Regions from separate parts of the Homo sapiens genome. Here region 2 is linked to region 1. Evidence: chromatin contacts called from ENCODE Hi-C or POLR2A ChIA-PET data. All regions are on one chromosome and are shown on one strand. Each heading gives the region's core, a stretch centred on a gene start or an enhancer-like site at or near the end of the contact. The rest is flanking DNA. Distances are from core to core; before and after follow the strand shown. Region 1 holds the start of LSINCT5 (long stress-induced non-coding transcript 5). Region 2 overlaps IRX2 (iroquois homeobox 2).

Region 1 (4,710 bases), core at 735-3,234:
CAGGACACTAGCTTTCATTGCCTTCCTGCCTAAACAACCAGTCACCTGGGTGTAAAACGCTGAAATAAAAGTATAATTTCCTAAATCTTTATAGAGTTGGTCTTGCCAAGAAGTTGGGGTAAACCTCACTTTTGCTCCCCTTACAGAGCAATACCTTTTTACATCTCTGTGATTAAAAAATAATACATTTGCAAGCACTATTTTTCCTGGAATATGCTGAGCATTGAAAATTTTCTTTTTTAAGACAGGAAAATTTCCTTCCACGTTTTTTCTGATAGGCTTGTCTTTTAGGTGCCTTAGCTTGTTCTATAAGAACATATACAACTTAGTTGAGATTCTATTCTCTGCCGTCTGTACCAACTGATACCATCATTTTCAAAAAACAAAACAAAACAATTAGCTGCATTTTTTTCCTGATCACTAAAAAAGTATGTTCCTTGTTGAAATCACACAATACCAAAAGCTACACAGATGAGCACGAACATCATATATAAGTCCACCACCAGGGGGAAAGGCAGTATTCATTCACATTTTACCACGTATATTTCTGATCTTTTTTTTCCATGTGACATACTTCAATTCATGTGTTTAATATCCCTCAAATATTTCTCAGCAGCCTATTATGCTGTCCTTTGAATAGATCCCACTAACAGCACACAGAGTACAGGGCTTCAACATGTCAGTTGGTTATTTTTTCTCCTATACTTTTATCAGTTCGATATGGATTTGTTCCTGTTTGTGCTCAGTTTTAGGGTTGCCTTTTAACTTAAAAAAATTAATAATTGTATTTTTGACCACGTAAGAGGTTTTCATGTTGCAAAAATCAGCACTTCCACTCCCTCCTCAGCCTCTCCAGGAACTGTTTTCCTCGCCTGCTCTAGGCTGTCCTTTCTGGGTTTTCTTTTCCCTGAGTAAGGAAGGATGTCTGTTTGTGCTTCACCTTCTCTCCGACACGAGCCATCCCTGAGTGCACCCGCAGCAAACACGCCCTGCTAAACTTGCCTCCACGCCCGCCCCCTCCGCCTCCGTGTCCTGTGACCACGCAGCTCTGTGAGGGGCTGTCCCTGTCACCATCAACATCTCTATGACACAGTTCACTGTAGGAACGTCTTGGGGTGCCACGACAAAGGGGGCGGCCTAAAACAACAGAAGTTTAATCCCTCACAGTTCTGGAAGCCAGAAGTTTGACATGCAGGTGACACAGGGCCACGCTACCTTCAAGGCTGAAGAGAAGGAGCCTTCCTGCCTCTTCCGGGGTCTGTTGCCCCCACTTGTTCCTTGACTGGTGGCTGCATGGCCCCAGTCTCTGCCTCTGCCTCCTGGTGCCCTCCTCCCCGGGCCTGTGTCTGAGCTCCCTGTGCCTCACAGTCACAAAGACGCTTGCCATTCATTGGGTTTAGGGCCCACCCAGGTAATCCTAGATAAGCTCCTTTTCTCACATCCTCAACTAAAGTACTTCTGCAAAGACCTTTTTTCCAAATAAAGTCCCATTTACAGGTGCTGGGGGTTGGACGTGGATACCTTTTGGGGGCTACTGTTCAACCCACTCCAGGCAGGGATTGTCAATGTCCTGCCCCCATCTGTGTGATGCCCTCTGTGCGTGTCTGCCGTGTGTATGTGGCGAATCGTTGGCCCAATACCAAGAAGTAGGGCTCAGGGTCGAAGGCTCACTGCCTGGGCAGATTTGCTAGAAACTACCTGATTCCAAGCAACAGGGCTGTGGCTCTCTCAATACCAGCGACACTGAACATCTGTGCATGTGTTTAAAGGGAATCTTTATGTGTTTTTCAGTGAAATGTCTTATTTTTATTGTTTACCAATTTTCTACAAAGTGTTTTTGTCATTTTTCCCCCGATGGTTTGAAATATTCTTATGAATTAGCATTTTTAGTCCTTAGGGTAAGAGTTGGAAACATTTTTCCCAGCGGCCATTGCTTTTGATTACGACGGGTTCCCCCCCACCCCCAGTGGCAGGAGGCAGATGCAAACTTTTATACGTTGTTGGATTTTTATTTTTTTCCTGTATTTTATTTGTTATTTGAGCCATAACAAAGAATTTCACCACTCAAGTCAAAAACACATTTTTTTCTAGTAATTTGTGTTCTAGTACAAATGTAGTCTCATTCTATTTATCATGCAGGTTGCTGATGTCCTTGGGGTTTGTTCTGTTGTTTGGAGTGGGATGTGACTTCAATTGTATGTTATTGTTGCTTTTCCAAGTGGATACTCGGTTCCGTTGAGGGCGTTTACCTTTGTTCTGGTCATATATGATCACCTTTATTATCTACTGAAGTCTGATGTTCTCTGGGTCTATTTCTGTCCTTTCTGGTTTATTCCACTGGCCCATTTGTCAAACCCTGCACCAGAACTACAGCACTTTAGTGGCAGAGATTTTACAGCTGTTTTTTTTATGCCTGGTGTCCTGGTGCTTCTCCTTCCTCTTTGCTCATCTTTTTAAGGGATTTCCTAGCTATTGTTGCATGACTGTTTTTCCATGTAAACTTTATTACCAATGTATAGCTATAAAAAATGCTTGCTGGGCCAGGCGCGATGGCTCACACCTATAATCCCAGCACTTTGGGAGGCCGAGGCAGGTGGATCACGAGGTCAGGAGATGGAGACCATCCTGGCTAACACGGTGGAACCCCGTCTCTACTAAAAAAAATACAAAAAATTAGCCGGGCGTGGTGGCGGGCGCCTGTAGTCCCAGCTACTCGGGAGGCTGAGGCAGGAGAATGGTGTGAACCCAGGAGGCGGAGCTTGCAGTGAGCTGAGATTGCACCACTGCCCTCCAGCCTGGGCTACAGAGCAAGGAAAAAAAAATTCTTGCTGGCCTTAGAACTGGATTAGTGTTAAATTTGTCTGTTAGCTCTGCTAGAATTTGACAACTTTATGATAGCATGCTTCCTGCCGAAGATCAAGAACTGCTTTTCAGCTGGTCAAGTCCACCTGGGAGCCTTTGGAAAGCATTTGGAAGCTTTTCCCCTTAGGTTTTCCATCGTTTATCAAGATCATTCCTAAGAACTTTGTGGTTTTCACTGCTATTTTAAACCGAGATGTTTCTCTCTCCTTATGTCTTCTAAGAGGTAATGTGGATAGGTAAAAAGGTGACTGATTGTTGTGTGTTAGTTTTATATTCTCCTAAATGTTTCTAAAGGCAATTTTTCATGATTTAGACAACTTACTTAACCTCATGATCACGTTGATCAATACAGTCAGCACTGAATCTTCTCCTCCCCTCCAAACACATGGATAAGGTGGATAAGGAATATTTAATTTTTTTTTTAAAAGCACAGCCGCCCATGAAAGCAAGGAAGGAGAATCTCTGTGGTACAGAAATGGGGTTGGAGTCCCTGGGGTGATCAGTGCTGTGGCCACAGGACCACTGTGGACCCAGAAGACCAGCAGCAGGGCCAACACCTGTCCAGGGTGGGAAACCCTACCTCATCATGGGGTGACAGCCTCAGGGGCTCCGGGGTGACTGGACTCTGACTGTGAACTGAGAAGGGGTTGAAACTGCTTTCCCTTCTCCCACACAGGCAGGGCTTCTGCTGAAATGAGCTTCTGCCAGAAATACCCCAGACACATTCAATACTGAAATATGGACCTGCAAAGTACCCATAGGCAGGACCCCACCCTGGGCTATTGCGGACTGGAGCCCCGAGCAGGAGAGCCCACCCAGGCTTGGCTTTGGAGCTGGAGGAGACAGCGGTGAATGGAACTTCCGCTCAGGATGGGGTCTGGAACACTGGGTTTGGGAACAACTAAGAGTCTCATAAAGGGAAGACATAGCAAGGCAGGTACAGAAATAGCAAGGCGATTGTTCAGGGGCATTGAGCTAAGTAAGTATATATTACATTCTTAAGTAAATACATAAAAATCAAATGTGTAAAAAAAACAGATGAAAGAGAAATAGGCATTTTTTAAAATAGAAATGTTGGAAATGATTAATATTAGTGATGAAATGAATTCAAGCTCTTTCCCCCACGTAGCAGGCTGTGAGTTGGGTGATCAGGCAGGGGTGGGAGACCCATGGGGGAAGGGGCGGAAACAGAGCCAGTGGGGCTGGGCATGGAGCTGAGTCCAATAGCATCATAGGTCTGCTGTGGTACCCAACCGATGCTCTGTCACCGGCAAGGGGTGTCTGGTCTTGAGGCTCTTGCCTGCTGAGTGGAAAGATCTACGTCTTTCGGGAGACCTTGATGGGACCTTGGCTTCAGAAATGTCTCCCCCGCTCTCGGGGGAGCTGCTGCCCCAGCTGGGTCTTTGGTCTGACTGGGCTTTGAACACTCTCTCTGCCTGCTGCTCCTCTCTCTGCTCAGCCCTGCCTGGCGCAGAGAGCTGGGCACCTTCCACCCACCCCTGCTGGGATGCATCAAGCTGTCTCTCAGGAGGGCCCGGGCTCCTGGCTGCAGCTCTACCTGCCCAAGTCCCAAAAGTTCTCACACTGCAGGTGCTGCCTCAACCTCCACCCACTCAGCCTGCCAGCTACAAACCTCTGAACTGCAGGGTAGAAAAGGAGCTTGCCGAAGGTCCCTGCCTGCCTTGCCCCACAATGTAGCCTCTCCCGGAAAGGCAAGCTCAGCCTCCACTGGAACCCACATCTGACATCTGTGTCCTATAGTTGGCACCACTGCCTATGCACAGGCTGGTGTGTTCTGGCTCCCCCTCCCGCCAAGGATGGCGCACTCCTACCACTAGACCAGATCCC
Region 2 (4,710 bases), core at 1,226-3,725, 35 kb after region 1:
TAAGTGTATGATTGATTAAAGGGCAATCTAAGAAGCTATTATTCTTGTTTTATAACCGTAAGTTATATTCACTCAATTTATCTTTCGAGAGGAAATAAATGATTGTTCATTTCTTCTCTGAAATTATATTATATGGATATCCATATAATTTTGCTGAAAATTAAAGTGACAGGCTTGCTACTTTTATGATACTAATCAAAGGGGATATGTTACTTGACTACAAATTTTAGACTTGTCCTATAATTAGAAAGTGAGTAACACAATAAAGAGGCAGTAGTCTAAGGTTGTTTAAAGGTTTCTTTTCCCCCAGGGTAAGAGTAAGAGCCACTGAAAGGAAAGTAAGTCCCTCCCCCAGATCCTCACCCGAGGTTTAATGTGCATTATAGGAAAAGGACAGTTAAGAAATCCTTCCATAAATTTGAATAATTAGGCCAATTTGGATAATTCAGCCTTTAAAAAAAACAATTATTTCCATCAGTAATTTATTGGTGGGGGGGTGTGGCTCTCCATTATCAATATTATTCTCCAGTTTGGTTTACTGAGGAGGTTCAAGAAGCCAGCATCAGAAATAAATATAAAATGCATAGGGTGTCAGATCATTTTATTTTGCCAAGTTTTAAAAATTTACACTAACAAGTAATTAGCACACTCAGGGCACAAAAATCTTATGTTTTTTGGTTTTTTTGCAATACCTGTATAGAAATCATCTACAGCACATGTTTCTCCCGATTATATACTTCTCTTCCATCTGCCTTTTTTTTTTTTTTTCAATGCTCAGGAGAGAAAGGAGAGTTTATTTCACACAGGTTTTCATTAAAAAGGTGAGGTCAGATCACCTGGAGGTTATTCACTAGCGCTCTACCCCAAATCATTCTTCTAGGAAAAATAAGCCCCAAACATCATATTATTGTAGACTAGTCTGTTTTTATTTACAATTTAAGATATAAATTAGTAAAGAATTCGTGTTAAACAACCAACAAAGATTGTATAACCAGCAATGTTCAAATAAAAACCAGGCAGAATTTATTTACAAAAAGTTTAGATTCCATTGCAATACAACTTGCATAAATTACTAGAAGCTTTATATCATTATAAAAATAAATATCAAATTTGTTTCCACTTCTGAAGTACTCAAGTTCTTCCATCACGTTTTATTTCTACTGTGTACATCTTTTACAAATAAACTTTACAGTAAATCCTATCACACCTATAGAATATATACCGTGGCAATGAAGTGATCAATTCAAGATATCCTGAGAAAAACAGATTGTTTTCAAAAGTCACACATACATCGGGGAAACTATACTATGCCAACAAATTCACATATGTCCAACAATAGTCTGTTCCAATTGTTAGAGTCTGTGGGCTGACAGTGCTGTGTGGATCCTTCTCTTTTACAGTGGCACAAGATGTGGTCTGGATTTAGACATCTGTTTGTTGTATCTGTAAATTTATGAGCTTGGGAAGAGAGAATGGCCTGCTGACTTTTTTTTTTTTTTTTTTTTCAAAGCAATTGTGACACCTACCTGTGGACCAAGGAAAAAACCAAATCATCCCCAATCTTTCAGTTCCACAACAACACCATTATAAAAACGAGTTGATCTGAAGTGGTTCCAAATCTTTCTTATCTTCAAGATCTATGATTAGTAATTCTGACTCGTTGCAAAGCAACATATTTTTTGAGATACTGTTGTGAGCCCCGGGAGAATGTCAGAGTCCTGTCCACTTGGACATGGGTGGAGGGGAGGTTGGACAGGGCTGATAAAAGACTAGTACGCCTCGTGTCTCTTCAGTCTTATTTTGCAAACATCATCTATAAAGGTTTTTGCTACTCCAAGTTTTGGTAGCCCAAGCTCATCAAAGCATGTGTCTATTATGTGTCTAGCATAGTAAAAATGGCTCTAAATTGCATATAAATGCCCAGATTTTAATAATCTATTGTTTCAAAAGAAAACAACAGTAGTGTGTAATATATATATACACATGTACTATATATATACATGTACTATATATATACATATATATATTACACACACACACACACACATATATATATATATTTTTTTTTTCCTTCCCTAGGTAAAGGAGTGATAGAACTTGTGCCAAAAAGAGGGAATCTATAAAACAGAAAATATAGTTTCCCCCTTAAGGAAAGAAAAGCTGGACAAGATTGAAATGCTCTGTCTTCTAACCCCATGACCAGAAGCAAGAAAAACACATTAAGCAAGTTGGTGCTGGGAGGCTCCACAGGGTCTGGGAAGCACCAGGGTGCCCACTTACTTGCATTGCTGTGCTCGGCCCTTCTATAGGTAGGGCTGGACGCCCCCGCCAACCACGGTGCAGCCCTCGCTGGCATCTGTCAGGGGAGTGGGCAGTTAGTCAGAACCGACCCCACAGCCTGCTGGCTGCGCAGACCACCGTGCACCCACCATCCTCCACTCCCAGGCAAACAGCAGTTTGGGAAACCGACTGTCTCCAGGGCCGCTATCTGAGACGACTTTTGGTGATGGTCCCTAGTTCTTAACTTCCCCCCTTGAACTCCTCTTTCGGGTAGCCTGACTTAGGAGCAACACAGGCAACATAGCACAGGGGAAAAAACGGTTTTCTTTCCGAACAACGACAACAACAAAAAGCGGAAAAAACATTTGATTTTATCTTTTGAAGACAAAACGCCTCTGAGAGTAACTGGAACGTTCTGTTTGCCTCTAGCCAACGGCAGAAAAGCGGATTCAACTCTGACTCCTTAACAAGACACCGAAACACACCCAGGCTCATTAGGGCGACACGCTGTAATTTGAATTTCGTGGCAATCTGGGTTTGCCGAAACTAAGACAGCCACGATAGTAATAGTCAAAATAACAGTAAATTAAGTAAAAATAAATAATAACAGGGCAAGTCTAAAAAGAGGGCCACACCTTCTTTGGCTTCCATCTCGCCCTCCGCCCTCACTCTGCTAATTCTGGGTCCCAGGAGTGGCCCCCTGGATCTTCTTCCCGGACCCTCCCTCGGGTCTCCCGGGCGCTCCGCCTCCCCGGGGCTGGCTCTCCCTCCCCTCCCGGGCGCCGCCGGCCGCGGGCCGCCTACCTTTCTTGGGCTCGTAGCCGCCGCCCGGGGACCGGTAGTGGGACTCGAGCGGGTGCGCGCCCGCCTTGCCCGCGTCGCTGGCCGCCTTTGGCGCGGTGTGCAGGGCCTCGCCGGGGGCCGCGGCCGCAGAGTTGTACCGCAGGAGACCCTGGCCCTGCAGCGCCGCGTTCAAGTTCCCGTAGTTTGTGTAGTTGCCGTAGAAGGGCGACGTGTAGTAGAGGGGGCGGCCCAGCAGCGGCGAGGCAGGGTAGGGCGAGCCTCCTGGCGGTGCCCCGGTTGAGGCCGGCGCGGCGGCCGCGGGCAGCCCCGGTGGCCCGCAGCCCGGGCCCAGGCTCGGCTGCTTGAGGTCCGACGTGGCGATCTCGGCCAGCGACCACAGCTTGGGCTTGCTGGCGGGGGGCGGCGCGCCCGGAGACGTCCGGCTGCCCTGGGGCGTCTTGCGGCCACCGCGGGGCGCGGCCTCGGGCGGGGGGCTCAGCAGCGGCGCCTCCAAGCCGGTAAGCGGCGACGAGGTCACGGGCTTGGGCGGCGCCAGGCCCCGCTCGCCCTCCTCGTCGTCGTCCTCGTCGTCCTCCAGGTCGTCATACTTGTCCTTGCACTCCGAGCCCGATTCGCACAGGGGGTCCCCGGCGCGGCACGGAAGCTTCTCCCCGTCCGACTCGGCCGAGCACGAGTGATCCGTGAGCGAGTCCACGTGCAGGCTGATCCCTGTGGGGGCGCGGGCACGGTGGGTGGCACGAGGGGACAGCGCAGGCACCTGGAGCCCCCTCCGCCCCCTGTCCTGCGGCACTGGGCCCTCCCCACGGGACCCCTCACCTCGCCCCCACCCGGCCACGTGACAGGCGGAGCCTGACCTCCCCGGGAAGGGCCCGAGGAATCGCTCGCTCAAATCCCGGCGACCCCAGGGCAATGTGGTGCGGCTGGGGCTCCGGCCCGGACCTGGGGTGTCCGGCGGGCAACGTCCTCCCCGCCTTAGCTCTGCGCCCCGCCTGGGAAGAAAGCGCCCCGAGACCTTGCGCCGGCCGCTGCCCGCTCACCTTCGTCCTCTGCCGAGGTCTCCGTGCCCTCCTGCGCCTTGTCGGGACTCTCGTCCTTGCTTCTGGTAGCGTCGCCCTCGTCCTCGTCCTCATCTTCGCTTTTGTTTCTCGGGGCCCAGGTCATCTTGTTCTCCTTCTTGAGGCGCCGGCGCGCGTTGGCGAACCAGGTGGAGACCTGGGTGAGGGTCATCTTGGTGATGATGGCTAGCATGATCTTCTCGCCCTTGGTGGGGTAGGGGTTCTTGCGGTGCTCGTTGAGCCAGGCCTTGAGAGTGGCCGTGGCGTCCCGCGTGGCGTTCTTGCGGTACGCGGGGTCGTTGAGCTGGTACGGGTAGGCCGCGCTGCCGTACGGGTGGTAGCTGATGGCGCCGGTCATGCCGGTGGTGTGCGCGTCGTAGGGTGCGCCCTGGAACCAACAAGAGCCTGTGAGTGGAGTATGCGGAGACCCCGCGGGCAACCAGCCAGAGGATGCCACCCCTCCGCCCGCCCACGGCCACCGTTCCCCCCGTGAGTCTGGCTCTGGGGCTGCGCTTCCCGCCGCAAAAGAGCAGGAAAAACGCAGTGTGATTCGGGACCAGCTGTTGATCAC

What was found. A loop is a pair of places that touch in the nucleus more often than their neighbours do. ChIA-PET counts read pairs that join two places held with the same protein, here RNA polymerase II (POLR2A).
Region 2: a loop to region 1 is called in a map of PC-3, with 21 times the contacts of the local background. The contact joins the enhancer-like site here to the promoter of LSINCT5 in region 1. A Hi-C loop is called at or near these places in 1 of 168 maps with a recorded cell type or tissue (PC-3). POLR2A ChIA-PET finds 5 or more read pairs at or near these places in 2 of 52 experiments (BJ and Caco-2).

The regions. Positions count from the first base shown.
Region 1 is chr5:2,710,607-2,715,316 of GRCh38, forward strand. It overlaps LSINCT5 (long stress-induced non-coding transcript 5), which reads left to right and starts at 1,985. Exons shown (of 1, transcript NR_145480.1): 1 at 1,985-4,631.
Region 2 is chr5:2,745,261-2,749,970 of GRCh38, forward strand. IRX2 (iroquois homeobox 2) reads right to left here. Exons shown (of 4, transcript NM_033267.5): 2 at 4,122-4,527; 3 at 3,085-3,792; 4 at 905-2,356. The coding sequence ends at 2,304. Among named protein-coding and RNA genes, the nearest start is that of IRX2, 4.1 kb to the right of the region's middle. RefSeq lists enhancers at 2,556-3,501, 3,502-4,446. Within about 2 kb of position 2,476, at least 2 of the 41 ENCODE cell types and tissues checked have a DNase peak (open chromatin) inside an H3K27ac peak, as active enhancers do.